3 separate regions of the Mus musculus genome follow, and regions 2 and 3 are each linked to region 1. The links are chromatin loops, found by intact Hi-C in ENCODE. Cell type or tissue: left cerebral cortex. All regions are shown on one strand.

Region 1 (5,000 bases):
GAGTCCAGTCCTCTGCAAGAGCAGCGAGTGCTCTTAAGCACTGAGCCACCTCCCCAGAATCACACTTATGTACCTCACTGCCTCTCACTGTCCCCACCCAAGCCAGCCTCACGCCCCCCCCCCCCATCATCCATTCTTACAGTGAGTGTCACTTCTCAGGAAGCTAGCTACCCATGGTGTGCTTCAGTATAGAACAGGAGAAAAATCGCAAAACTGGTCCAGAAGAAACTTCGCTGAGACCAAAACGTGGCTGTGAGGGTATCCATCTGGCTCTGGCTGGTGAGCAGATCCTGGAGATTTCTAGTCTCTACAGATAGGGGGCGCTCATGTTTCAGCCTATCCCACCATGAACAAACACAGTCCCTCCTACAGGGTTTGGTATGCACTGAGTGGTTAGAGACTATAAAGCAGTAGTCTTCACCTTCTTAAGGCTGTGACCCTTTAATACAGTTGCTCATGTGGCGGTGACCCCCAACCAAAAACCACTTTTCGTTGCGACTTCACTACTGTAATTTTGCTGTTATGAATACAAGGATCTGTATTGTTGTAATACAAGGATCTGTGTGTCTGCCGATGGTCTTGGTGACCCTATGAAGGGGTTGTTGGATCCCCTCCCAGGTGTCAAGACCCACAGGTTGGAAACTGCAGCTGGAAGGGTGGATGCAGTTCAGTTGTTACCTGCTGACACTTCTGGCAAAGTCACACGTTGGAGGCATCACCAGGGCTACAGATAAGACAGACACCTTCCCAAACAAAGCTGGGGGCCCTAGCAAGGACCCTCATGTATCTGAAGATCAGGTCAGTGTGTTTTTGCATGGAGATGACCCAAGGTGACAGTGGGTAGGTCTTGCTGGGATGCTCTGGAGTAATACTGGGCATCTGTAGGTGCCTCACTTGAGAAGGGCTACCTGAACAAAGACCTGGGAGAGCCCAGGCAAGAGCCATACAAAGGCAAGATGGCGATGTCCCAGGAAGCCTTGATGGCCAGAGTGAAGTGAATACTAAGGAGGATCAAGGGAAAAGCAAGCAGATGGAGAGGAGGAAGTGTGGGGTGGGTGATCCCATTGTGGAGACAGACCTCTATATGGATTCTGCAGCAGAGGAGGAACGTGGCCTGACTTTCATTCCCAAAGACAAACTCTGCCTGATGTGCACAAAGAGGATCAGGGAGCACACACAGAATCCAGAAGTCCAGTTGGGTCTTTCCACCTAGCGGCATCTTGGTGGGCAGCAGTGGCCCACGAGGTACATAGGAACAGCGTGTCAGAAACCCAGGCCTGACAAAGGTCTGACAAAGCCAGAAGCGGGTCACTATTGTCTGGTGCCATCAAAAAAAGAAAAGCACAGGGGTGGGGTGGTCATCAAGTCAGGTTAACCAAAGACAAGTCGGTCTGGCTAGAAGGAGCAAAAGCCTACAGCATAGGTTGGGAACACCATTGCGCGGGATGGGAGCATCATTGCACAGGGTGGGAGCACTATTGCATAGGGTGGGAGCACTATTGCACAGGGTGGGAATACTGCCCTGACTAGCCCAACTCAGGTAGGTCCTAAGCTTGGCTGGCTATGGGTAGGTGATAGAAAAGCACACAGTAATGGGCTCTAGTCCTTCTACTCTCTGACAGCAGTTATTCTCCAAAGGATATTTCAAAATATGGCAGAGCTTAAAATATTCAACAGTTAATATAGCACCACTTCCATTCCATACCAAATATAACCCTGACTCCTAAGCCGCAACTGACATCTTATATGATGTTCTCCCTTCCTCCTCTTGAGCCTTCTGAGTGCTAGCCACACAAGCCCCTCAACAAAACCCCACACCCTCCCTGAGCTGCTGCAGATCCAATTCCAAGGTACACACAGGGCACCTACACCCCCTCCTCGGGCAGCATTCCTGCCTGTCTGTGTGCCTCACCCTACTGAGCAACCGCCTGCCAGGCTCACACGCAAACTCACACATGTCCTTGTCCCCACTCATTCTGACAAAAACTGCAGTTAGAACAGAAGGGAAAATGGCAAGGCGTCCTGAGGGAGGAGGAGACCAATATGTGCCTCCTCGCAACCTGGTACGGAAGAGGTCACTGAGAGACACACCCATCTGTGACTTGACGCCTCTTCAAGCAGGGGCAGAACACGGAAGCACCGGGTCAAATTCAGCTTCTTCTCATGACCCATACACATTAGAATTGAGTTTTAAGAAAAATAAAACTATACATATTTGTCTCTGTGTGCAGCACAGCTTTCTTTCATGATCCCTTTACAGGGCTCTCCCTGAATGAGAGGACTGACCACAAGCCATTAGTAAGACAAGCCTGGCCAAGTAAAAGGCTGAGAGATAAAGAGGCTGGATAATTCACCATCAGTGGGGAAGGGGGTCACACGTGAATGTCTGAACATGCATTTTGCTACAGATGACCGCTAAAACTACCAAGAACCCAGAAGGCTGTAAACTGCTTGAGAGAACTAGTCTAACAAGACACCGCTCTCCATCTCCTGTCTGCACTTACCTTGCATTAATACACAGCATCCTCACACATGCAAAGAGGTGCTTCAAATTTAAATTTAAGATTACTGGTTACTCATTCATACAGACAATATATGCATATTTACATATATATAGAGAGAGATAGATATACACATAAGCATATGGAAACAGATGTGAGCTGCTTCACAACGAAAGACTAGCTTTATGCTAACACCATTAAGCTACTTGTTAATTAAATGAGACAGCATTTTACCAGGCAGAAGGCGATCGATAGTTCAGAGTCTTCTTTTGACCAATTGTATGCTGTATATTCAAGGGCATTACTCTCTCCCGGCTGCTTGCACATGTAAGCACAGTTTCTCTCAAAAACGGTACGGATGCCTTTGAAGAGAATCACGCTGGTAGTGCAGCCCATCCCCGAAGTGTGCACATCCAGACTTCTAGCGATCTCTACACCATCCCCACATCAGCTTCTTTGGCTCGTCAGACACAGGCTTCCTCTGGACCATCTTCACGACAAGCAGTTACCGGCACCGGAACAGAAGGAAGTGCCAGGCTGTTACACTAGAATCCGTTCCTGCCCAACAGTCTGACAAAAAAGAAAAAGGATCCAGGCTCCCCGTGTGGAACAGGAAGGGTGGGTGGTGCAAAATCAAGATGACACACCTCAGATGCACCAAGACTGTGAAAGTATCGGGTTTTTTTCCCCCCAGCAAACTGCCACACAGCTAATACACGAAAGCAAATGTGCAGAGGATTAGCATGGGCTGGTGGGAAATGCTGGCACCTTGGATCTGCCTGGGACTGCTCTCAATCTCAGAACCTGCCCAAAATGCAAAAGGCAGTGCCAGACAGCCACCCTGCTGCAGATGCTGCTGCTGCTGAAGGCACAAAGGATTCTCGTCTGCTGCAAAAAATCACTCTCCCAGAATGCTTCGCCTAGCATCTCTATTAGCAAACATCTCTTTCCTTGACCTAAATATGCTGCTTGTTTAATCTTGCATCAATGAGAAAACAGACAAGCCAAGGAAAGGAGGAAATACAGTCTAAAAACGGTGAAAATGCCGAGACGCCTGCTGCCATGGAAACACGTGTAAGCAACTTCAGACAACCTTTTACACGTAATGGTAACAGCCTGCTGGCAGTCGAGCATAGGAGAACATGCGAGGCGTGTGGTCTTGACTTCTGCACACCTCTCCTCTTCACTAGAGTGCTAACCAGGTGGGTGCTGCTTAAGGTACCCAGAGACATGAGCACGGACATGGACAGAGAGCTACCCCATCTGGCTGGCCACGTGTCTCTAAAGCAGCACTCTATACAGTCTGCAAAGGCAGGTCTGTGCTGCGGTCTCATTCACAATCAACATTAGTATTTTTGATCCACAGCAAATTCAGGTCCTTCCACCACAGACTCAGTGACACCACAGTGAATCACGTGACTCTTAGGGAAGGGGTGATAGAGAAGTTCTTGGTTGACAGAATACATTTCCCTGTTTGCATGTAGGGTGCGCCCTCCCACTTACAACGCATATTTAGAAAAAGGCTGCCATTCCAAGATATAACAATCCTTAACTATAACAACTGAATATCCAGGGAAGTATCAGAAAGCCATGTACAGAGCAAGCAGCTCACTGTCCTTTCATATGATCCCCAAATGACTCGATGTCTTGTTCTATTCTCTCTGTGTCTCTGTCTGTCTCTCTCTGTCTGTCTCTCTCTCTGGTATTCTTTGAAAATGCATCTAAAAAGCCACATAAAACCAAAGCAGTGAAGGCACAGCCACACACAAAGCACAGCGGCTCTGTGGGGTCTGGACTGACACGCAACACCAGGCAGCAATGCCATTAGAAGACCAGGAGCCACGGGGATGCTCCATATGACAGAAGGGCAGGAGTTCAGAGCCCCAGAACCTTTGTAAACGCTGGATAGTGGCCACCTAGCACTTCCTAGCACTTAGGAAGCAGACAGGGAATCTAAGGAGCAGGCTAGCTAGCTGGGCTAGTCAGAAATCAGCGAGCTCTACATTCAAATTGTTCTTCAATAAATACAGTGGAGAGTGATGGAAGATCCTTAACATTAAGCTCTGATCTCTGCACTGACATCTGTTACCCATACATTGAACCAGGCTTGAATGCATGCTCACCAACATATATACAAACACACAGCACAACACACACATACAGAGTACACACACACGACACATAAAGCACAACACAGCACATGCACACAGCAAAACATACATGCACACATACCCAGACACACGTGCATACACACACATGTACATACACAGCACAACACTGCACACACCCATACAGAGTGCACACCGCATAATATACACCACACAGTACATGTACATGCACATACACACGCACAGCATGCAGGACAGTACACACAGAGCACAGAATACACACACACAGGGCAATACATACAAAGCACAGAATACGCACAGGCAAGACAGTACACATACACGCATACACAAAGTGTGCACACACACATAGCACAGCTCAGGCAGGCACACA
Region 2 (5,000 bases), 140 kb before region 1:
TTCATTTCATGATGTAAAACATGATCCTGAAAAGTTGTGATCTGTCCCCCCCGGGGGGGGGGGGGGCGGCAGTGCCGGCATCTAAGCCAACCGCACTCAAATACAGTGTCTGCTAATGTCCGTTCTGTTTCACTGCTGTGAACCATAAGAAAACACACTGCAATTAAAACTAAACTTGGCAGACTTTCTTAAAACAAATGTAGCTTACTTATAATCAAACCGTTAAAAACACTAGACGACTAGGATGCTTCTGACCTTCCCCACCCCTCCCCCTTCCCATCCCGACACAGAAGGACACACAGCAGATACACAGGGCGTCAGGGCAAGGACTGGTAATGATAAGATGTTCAGGGAGGAAATGCCCTAGGAATGGACCTGTCTGGGCTTATGTCTGTGAGGAACCTGCAGCTCTCCTGAGACAGAAGGGAGTACAGGCCAGGCCAGGGCAGTGGGGAGGGAGACATAACATTCTAGAGAGACAAGGACACACTGACTGGTCAGAGTAAGAAAACAGAGTTCCATTTTAAAGGCCAGTAAAACTCCATACAAATCTGCGACAGGATAATAACATCCTCTTAATTATTGGGGGGGGGGGGAGAGAGAGAGAGAAGCTAAGTGAGAATCAGCAGGTTTGTTTGGGAGCAGGGACAAGAACTCACTGAGGGAGAAGCATGGAGAAGAGAAAGAGATGTCCAAGAGTGTTAGGATTTGGAAATCAATGAAGAAGGAAGTTAGCAACAGTACAGCCAGTCAGTCTGAGAGGGGACCATGAGACAAAACCAGACAGAACGGGTGTAGTAATGCTGGCGACGGAAACGACCGGACTGGACTCCGTGGTAGCAAGCTAAGGTCGCCAGCACTTGCCAATCACCACAGTCGAGCATTACCACACAGCCTCACAGAAAACGGCCTGGACATTTCACAGGATGGCCCACAGTACCTGGCTATGTATCGCTTCCCCATGTACTGGAACTGGTGCAGGCAGACCCTGCAGACAAATGACAACCATTAGAGAGCGCGCAGATAAAACTGTGCTCAAGCCACTGGTTGAAGCCTATTAGCAATATCGAAAAAAGGTATGGATGGCTAGCTCGTGGCTTTCAGGAATCTTCTAGAAGGTCATTCTCCACCCACAGGAAAGCATTAACACATCAGGGGAGGCCCACGTGTGTGGCCATCAGAATGGTGGTCGTGGATGGATAAACAGAAGAAAAGTAGTCACTCACTCAGGGCGGCCAGACTCGCTCCAGGGCAGCGTGCCTCAGAAGGTAGCAGGCCTTCCACGCCACTGAGAGTTAACCCATCCTCGTATGAGTCTATGCAAGGAACTCTCTCTTTTGGCTCAAGTGTGTGGAGTGGTCCCTTCACTGGCATCAAATATAAAACTCTCTTGCTTTGTTTTAAGTAGAACTACAAAACTGAATCTTTAAAACCCATACGTCTTAATAAGAGTTAGCTAACAGAACGAGTTGTCCTGGTTGACTGCCAATCGTGGGAGCAGTCATAGACTAAACCACTCCTGCCAGCAGGCCAGTTCCACAGGCATTCCCCTCAGAGAACAAGGTTTGCATCTGAGCTCCTTCTAATATATTTCAGACACAAAGCTGCTTACATACATCACAATGTATTCGATAACACTAATCAAGAGAACTGAAGAGTTTTTTTTTTTTTCTTTTGCCATGGATATAATGTGTTTGATCAAGGGTGCTGTCTGAGCTGTAGCTATTGTGGGTTGAGAAACACTAACTACAAATTTTCAAAAACAACCCAAATTCTGAATTTGAAAACTTATCTTCCCTCAGCAGTTTTAGAAAAAGTGCTATGGGTCCGTATTTCTAAAAATAACGAGCTGAAAAGAAACCAGAAGCTTATTCTGAAGAGATCAAACAGGCTCTAGATTTAACTTAGAAAAACAGTAGCCACCAACACGGTGAATACATTTTGTATCGTTTTATTGAAGTGGCTGAACCACAGAGGTATCTCAGCAGCCACAAGCAATTTTTTACAATATATTAAGGCTGGCTACTGCTGACTGACTCGTGAAGGAAACTGTGTCATGCACTGTATTCCTGCCCTGAGGACAGTGTGCTTCCCACCTCCTAGCTAGAGAGACGAAAAGGAGACAGGAAAGGATAAAGCCACTCACTCAGATATTGTAAAGAAATCCATCAATTCAGCAGTTGAAGCTTTGTTCCAATATGTAAACAGGGCATCTAAAAATAAGCATTGATTTGGTCAGCATCACAATAAACATTAAATACATTATAGATAACCATGTATTATGACAGGGGGGATAGACCCCAGAGTGTAGGTCTCCATTGCTGCCTGTTTTATATCTGACCAAAAGGTGAACCATGCCAGCAGGTTCTCCTGCATAACACAGGAGAGACTTATTCAAGTCAAAGAACATTTGAATTCCAGAACTTCACTAATAAATTACCTAGTGTTATATTACGGTAAGGACCATTTATTTAACTTGAACACAGCATGTTCTCAAATACAATAATAAGCTGAAGTCTGCCTCTCTATTTCCTTCTACAAAACCCTTCCTTCCTCTTCAGGGAGTTTGCTGAAAGTGAAAACATGCTGTTTTGCTCTTAAAGAGTGTGTGTGTGTGTGTGTGTGTGTGTGTGTGTGTGTGTGTGTTGGGTATGTACACAGGAGTGCAGATGCCTTCAGGGCCAGAAGCTTTGGGGGCTGGAATTACAGGCTGCTATGAGCTGTCCAATGTAGGTGCTGGAAACTGAACTCAGGTCCTCTGAAAGGACAGTGGATGCTCTAATAGCTGAGCCGTCTCTCCGGACCCTGCCTTCGAGTTGTAAAAAGAATAATACAGGTTGGCTCTACTCAGTTTTCCCAAGCTGCAGAGTACTCTCTATGGGTGTACCAAAATGAAACGAACCAATTTCTATTGATAGGCATACAGCTCTGTTTTTCTTTCTAAGCTTGTTCTATAATAAGCATGCTTTGCTAAAATCCTGTCACACGGGTTGCATCTATAGGAGAAAATCTTGAAAGATACGGGATACTAAACGCTAAACACATCTGAATCTCTGTGAGCCCTCAGCTGGGTATTGTATAAAAAGTAGTCTCATTTGATATGTGAACACCAGGTCCCTTTTACATAAAGCTGAAAACCAGGTAAAGAGATTTCCTTCCAGGAAAATGTCCGACTCCCTGGGGCCTGAGATGAGAAGAGAGGCCATGGGCTGTGGGTTTGTACTTTGTGCTCTGTCACACTTGTCAGGAGTGGGGACGGAGAGGGAAGAAGCTGTGCCAGGCCATGCTTCAGAGGAGCCGTCCCAATTTCACAGGAATGTGGCCATGCAATCCTCACTCTTCATCCCACGCAAAGCACTGGAGTTCTCATCTAGAGATGTAACACCAGACGCTCAGGGTAGCTAAGGACGTCTCCCAGCTCCCAAAATAAAGAGTCATGGCTGAAGCAGGCTGCGTCCAAGTGGAAACGGTTCTCAGGGGCAGGTCTGACTCACTGACTAACAGTGAGGGTGTAAGCTTCTTTCTGCCCGGAGAGGTCTGAGCTCAGATACTGCCAGCCTATACCAGGCAGAATGGCCAGTAGCCAGTAGTGTCCGGGAGAGCCTGAGGGAGCACAGGTACTCATTAAAGTGTAAAAGTAAAAGGCAAAGGAGGCCAGAGTGCTGTATGACTGGCTCCATTGCTTCTCTGGTAAACTCCCTTCCGGGGGCATCTTCCCAGTTGCCAATACACCACACACAAAACCAAGGCTACGTAGATATCTAGGGTTGACTGTGGAAATGCTACTACCCTTTAAAGAAAACATGGAGAATATTTTTGTGACCTTGGACTTGTAGAACCGGGCACCCCTACAAGCCCTGGTTTCAGTCTTTGTCACGGCATAAACGGGAAGCAGGTGTGACAGCCAGTGCCTAACCCGGGGCTCTGGAGGTGGAGGCAGAAGGGTCTGAAGTTCAGGGTCACTCTCAGCTGCAAAGGTCCAGCTTGCCTGTGAAACACTGTATTAAAAAGAAATCCCAGTTCCACTGTAGAAAGTATTTGCTGGAATAGAAGCAACTAATTCTCCACATCAAGGCTTCTATTACTACTGCATTTAGCAAATTAATACACAGTAAAAAAAAAAAAAAAAAAAAAAAAAAAAAAAGGAAGAAATTCCCTTAAGTACCTGAAATTTTCAATTAAGCCACTAAAGTAAGTTGTTATTCAAACAATGAAAACAAAACATCTGTGTTTTAACTCTACTCACCGTCAGACATGCTTTTCAGCACGTAGAGGAAACACATCAGCAGGCTCTTGATCTCAGACTGGTCCAGTTTGTCGCATCGAACCACGGAATTTCCCAGCATGCCACTCTGCTGCTGCTGGAAGAGAATGCAGGTAAGTTCTCTACTCCACAATGCACACATCTCCCTTCGAAGAGGAAAGAGTCTTTAACTTTGAGTCAGATCACACAACTGCAAAGAGAGGTAGCCCACAGGCACAGGTTCACAAAGATACCCCTCACCTAGGTGTGACACACAACTGTTGCTGCCTCCTGCTCACCTGACACCTCTGTCCTGTCCCAAAGGCACAAGCCAGAAGGCACAAACCTTTCTCACTGGAGGAGCAGTTATCATCATGTCAAAGGGGTAAAAAAAAAAAAAAAATCTTGGTAAAAATCTCATGCAAAAGCAAGCAAGCACATGCACGAGGGCCCGTCGTGGGAGGGAGGACTCCAAAGGTGCCACGCAACACTAAGGTGAGCCCGAGGAGCAGGCGGTCACTCAGGGAACAGCATGGGCGTGGCACTGTGGGCACACATGGAGAAACACCTGACAGGAACACGTCAGCACAGCACTGCCGATCACCCTAACCCTCAGAGGCCCTCCATCATCAGCTTCGCCTGACCCCAGGATCTGAGAGCCTGGGCTGAGGATGGGGCAGAAGGCACTTTTACCACTAGGAAGTAGCAGGTTCACATCGTAGCAGGTTCACATCGGAAGAGCTGAATAAGAATCTCA
Region 3 (5,000 bases), 120 kb before region 1:
AGAGTGAGTGACAGGCGCCTCCTAGACCACGTTCATGACAGAAGCAGATAGCTTTCATGTTCTTTTCTTTCCTGTGTCTGGAATGTGCTGTGAGGTGAGCCAGCCACAACACTGTGGGGGAGAAGGTAACAGCCTAGACTGGATCATCAGATGGGAGGCTGAGTCCCTGCATATCGCTGGGGGGGACAAGCTGGCCTTTCCAAACCACCCACCAGCTCATGATTTTCTAAAACAGAAAGTCAGGTTTCCTGTCACATTTGAGCCACTGTTATCCTGGCCTGTTGTAGAACCACCAGGCAGTGGCACATGACACTCAGGGAAGGCCATGGCAAGCAGTAAGTAAGCTTCCTGGAGATGGCCACTGTTTTGCCTGGCTGTGGTGGGTTGAGCTCTGGAGAGGCACAGCCCCGGAGACTTTGTCCCAGGGTTGCTTCTCACTGCCGATGTGCTTCCTGCCATGATTACATAGCCTAATGATGCCTGGGCACCAGCCCACCCTATTGGGAAAATTTCCTGCAAATCAGGATGAAGATGTACTTTCAAATTCTAATGCTGTTTGGAAGAATTAATGACTTTACGGAACTACTGATTTGATTCAAATAGTTTTAGGAAGAAAGTTTTAAGAGATGGTTTTAGTTGTATTGCCTGAAAGATGTAATAAAGTTAGAATCAAGAAAAGAATGTGCTCTCTCCTCATAGAATAGTAAGTAAAGGTTACATGATAAGGAGTGCAATGAGCTTTCACAATTACCCTAAAAATAGAAGTAGGCTTGGGACAGATTTGTGATCAAGGGAAAACATTCATTCTAGGTCAGGTCCAAGGATGAGGCCACAGGTGTGCACCATGATAAAGCAAGGCCATGTGCAACCAACTGTTGCTGTGAACTAATACTGAGCTTATAGAATGAAGCACTGCTCTGAACTTACTATCTACATCCTTCTGTAATTCCCTTTCGTGTAACGTTTTATCTGTGAGGTAATTTTATAAAGAACTTTGTCTAAGAAGCTATAAGGAGGCTGAGAAAAGAAATAAAGTATGGCTGTTGGGGCTCTGCTCCATCCACCAAATGTGTATATATGATATATGTCTGTCTGTACAGTATGTATATATGTATGTTTGTCTACATGTATGTAGATAAAAGTGTATGTATATAACTATGCATGTGTATATATATAAGTATGCATGTGCATTTGTGAAACTGATGACATTAGTGGTCGGGCCCAGCCAAGTGTGTGTTTGTGTGTGTGTGTGTGTGTGTGTGTGAGAGAGAGAGAACATGCTATCATTGGGAGTGGGGGGGTTGAGGGTAGAGAGGGATATGATTGGCTGCTATCATTGGGGTGGGTGGGGCAGTGCATGATTGGCTGCCATCAGCACCAATCCCAGTGGCTGACACCACATCTCGCTGCCTCCTTTGGTTACCTGGATGTTGAGCTGGCTTTCCACAGAGCAGTACATACTTAAGGCTGAAGCCAGAATCTGTGTGTTTCTAACATGAAACCGCATGATTTTATGCACTAAACACCAGGTCTCATTATGAAGAAGGTTAGACATATTCGCATTTTAATCATTTCAGTTTTCAAATCAACAGTAAGAACACACAGAGTCAAAAACCCACTGAGGTAGGATCAAGTTATAAGAATACAAATTAACTCTCAAATACCACGTTTTTTTTTTTTTTTTAAATCATGCACATTGAACTGAATACAAAAACAAAACACAAAAAACCCCTGAATCTGAGCAGCACATCAGCTAAATGTAGAACATGGACTTTACATTCTGACTCAGCCGAGCCAACTGTAAAGTGACATTTTGGGGACTCCTGAGGGAAGGCTGAATATAGCTTAGGCGTTAGACCATAATGGAGATTTATTGCTAATTTTGTCTCAGAGTCCTGGAGTAGTGATGTCTTTTAAAACGCATTCCCCACTTGAGAAGACATAGAGAGTGAGAGTGGGGGCAGAAAGCAAGAATTGCAACACTGTTGCTAACTGCTCAAGCTGAACTGCTGGTAACAATGAATCCATCAGAGCACCTGCTCTGCTCTGCCTCTTAGAAGATCTCTAAGCCTGTATGCTCTGAACAGCAATGCTGCTCTAAGGGCCACTAGGAGTCTTTGGAGGCTACCAGATGCCCTTCTGACAGCGACAAATGGCTATAGTAAGCAACTCTACTTTGACAACAAAACAAATTGAGGCCTTTTTACTCAATAAGACACATTTGGAGGCAAGAAAAGTAAAAGACCCAGGTAAGTAGATGCTTTTTAAGAAGATTGATATAAACTGAACTGAAAGGAAAAATAAAATCTAGGATAATGGGCTGGTGTGCAGAGTGGGAATAACCAAGCACGGCTCCGAGGAGAGAGCCTCCAGACATTGGCTTCTCAGGCAAGCAAATTCCCACTCTTTGGCCCCAGCAAGTTATCACTTCTGCAGCATCCCCTGCTGGTCTAGGCGCTGCCACCTGCTGCCCAAATGGATGCTCAGACTCCTCTAGCTATCCACTGTGCACACTCTACTGTAAATGTGGTAACTCTGTGCCCTCCTGAATGGGCTCTCCCTGAAGACCCAGCCCTAGCCTGGCTGTCACAGTCCTGTGGACACTGCTGCTAAAACCAGGATTTTACAGAGCCAGATCCCCTGGAACTGGAATTATGGTTGTGAGCCACCATATGGGTGCTAAGAGTTGAGCCTGGACCCTCTGCATGAGCAGCAGGTGTTTTTAGCCACCACGGAGCCATCTCTCCTGCCTCAGACTTCATTTTTCGAGTCTCTGCTTTGCTTTGAAGTATAAGCTAGACTTGAACTCGTGACCATTCTCATTTTGCTTCCCCCGGGCTGGATTACAGGCATGCATTGATTAAATTCAGACTGTCCAGGTGCAATATTTCACAACTTTTGGCAGGCAAACAGAGTTGCATAACCACCATGATCAAGGAGCCAGCCTCTGTCCTCTGTGCTCGGTTCCTGGCAATGGCCACTCTGTTTTCTATCCCTGTAATTTTTCCTTTTCAAGAATGTCTTAAATATAAATGAATCCATTCATGTAATCTTCTGGGTCTGAATTTTACTTCAATACTTCTAAGAGCTGCCCATATAATTTTTTTTTTGCAAGAATGAGCATTTTGTTAGTTATTATTACTAAGTGGTATTCCATCATACTGAGTCACCAACAATTTATCTATCCATTTCCCGCCCAGTGGGCATTGGGTTGTTTCCAGGTTTGGGCTTTTGTGAATAAAGCTGCCATGCACATTCATGCACAGGTTTTTGTGAGGATACATGCTCTTATCCCCTTTCAGTAAATACTGAGGAGGGAGTTGCTGGGCTGAATGAATGGCTATTTTAACATCTCTTATTCATTCATTATTCATATTGCTGGGTAAGCCTGTTGCCTGTGCATAAGACTCAGTCTCCTGTCCACTAAGTGTGGCATCCTTCAAGGCTCAGGTAAAGTTCATCTCCACCTCCACCTTTGCCTCATGCTCGGCTCACACAAATACCTTCATATGCCCTGTTTTTGTTGTTCCAAGTGAACCTGTTTTTCTTCTGCCTTGCATACCTAAAAAACTACTCAAAACACTTGAGGGGTGGAAACATGGGTGTTAATATTCAGTCTGTCGTCACGGGAATGTTCAGATTTGGTTTTGGGAAAGCCCAAATAGTCTGTTTACTTCATAAATAAAATACTTCATAAATAAAAATTCTCATCTCCTTGAAGGCAAAGCAATCAGACTTAGGACGTTCATCCCATCTCTGTGGGTTTTCTCACTCCGTCCTTAAGGACAGACACCTGTGGGGTGCCAGGACTCCGCCCAACAGAGCGTGGGAAGAAGGAAGTGGAAGGCAAGACTGTGGGAATCACAGTTATAAAAAGAAGTTCCCAAAAGCTTCGCCCACAGATGCCGAGTCAGAGGAGAACCTCCCAGCTGGCCCTGCGGCCATGCGGCCTTTCTCAAAAACCCCTCCTCGTAACTTCCAAGCACCTGCCTCCTCTGATGGCCCCAAGTCAAACTCAGTCACATTCACTGTATGGGAAGCTACAGGGCCATCTGCTGGAGCTGCTTTCTGATGCTACGTCATTGAATGTGGTTTGCCTGGAGACTAGAAGGTTGACACACCCCCCACCTTTAGCCACGATTCAGCAAAATGGTTTATACATTAATCAATCAATCCACGTTGGTATGTGTGGGTAGCGTCACCCAACTACCAATAGGCATGTGCACAGACATACACTCAGTTCCTCCAGTAACAACAACCAAAGCAGCATCATCAGCTCACGTCCCAGTCCAAGGCCCAGGGGCCCCTACGGACGGGATGAGTCGGTACCTCGTTATGGTACTTTCAGAAAGGCTAACTAATGATGGATGCAACTGAAAAATATCAGAACAAATTCAGAATATTTAACATTAAAAACGTAAAAACTCAAGAGGATTTGACCCAAGTTTTGGAAGGAAATCATGAATGATAAAAGAACTTGTTCCCTAGACTATGTGGTATGCACACGTGTGTATGCATGTGTGTGTGTGCGTGCATGTGCTTGTGTGTGTGTGTGTGTGTGTGTCCAGAAGTTGATGTCGGGATGACTTTCCTCAGCTGTTTTCTCCACTTTTTTTGTTTGGAGACAGGGTCTCTTATTATACTGAGCCTGATGAATGAGTAACCTGTGGGAAGCAGGCTGGGGCCTCTAGCACAAGCCAGGCAGGGCTAAAATGGAAGACCAGAATCTTTTACAATGCCAGGAGGGACTCCCAAATCTCTCCTCAGGGTCAATTATACTGTGGTTCCACGTTCTTCTTTTGGAAGCCAGAGCTCTCTTACAGGCACAGCTGCACAGAGATTTTTTTCTAAGACTTCTAAAATTCCCCTCTAAACATTGCTTTAGGACTAAGATACAATTAAGGTAGGAAGAAGGCTCTGCAATTCCACAGACAGACATGGCATTTCTTAGAGCAGAGGTGCAGGGAACCTGCCACATGGATGGAAAGGGCGGAACACCT

What was found. Peaks named below come from ENCODE experiments on the same cell type or tissue, not always from the same donor. Only the 100,000 strongest peaks of a DNase experiment are listed, where the experiment ranks them.
Region 2: a loop joins it to region 1, with 2.8 times the contacts of the local background. A loop is called at or near these places in 8 of 42 quality-filtered maps.
Region 3: a loop joins it to region 1, with 6 times the contacts of the local background. A loop is called at or near these places in 6 of 42 quality-filtered maps.

What each region holds. Positions count from the first base shown.
Region 1 is chr14:121,735,566-121,740,565 of GRCm38, forward strand. It overlaps a transcript of Dock9 not described here. Among named protein-coding and RNA genes, the nearest start is that of Dock9, 40 kb to the left of the region's middle. In left cerebral cortex, a CTCF peak has its summit at 316; DNase peaks (open chromatin) are centred at 298, 1,082, 1,913, 2,280 and 5 more places; H3K4me3 peaks cover 2,714 bases; H3K27ac peaks cover 2,791 bases.
Region 2 is chr14:121,593,396-121,598,395 of GRCm38, forward strand. Dock9 (dedicator of cytokinesis 9) reads right to left here. Exons shown (of 54, transcript NM_001081039.1): 35 at 4,247-4,358; 36 at 2,147-2,213; 37 at 941-988. Among named protein-coding and RNA genes, the nearest start is that of Slc15a1, 91 kb to the left of the region's middle. In left cerebral cortex, no CTCF peak of the experiment used is centred here; DNase peaks (open chromatin) are centred at 1,503, 2,728 and 3,366; H3K27ac peaks cover 2,407 bases.
Region 3 is chr14:121,611,746-121,616,745 of GRCm38, forward strand. The region is part of intron 27 of Dock9 (dedicator of cytokinesis 9); the gene reads right to left. Among named protein-coding and RNA genes, the nearest start is that of Dock9, 84 kb to the right of the region's middle. In left cerebral cortex, no CTCF peak of the experiment used is centred here; DNase peaks (open chromatin) are centred at 1,383, 1,875, 2,882, 3,328 and 1 more place.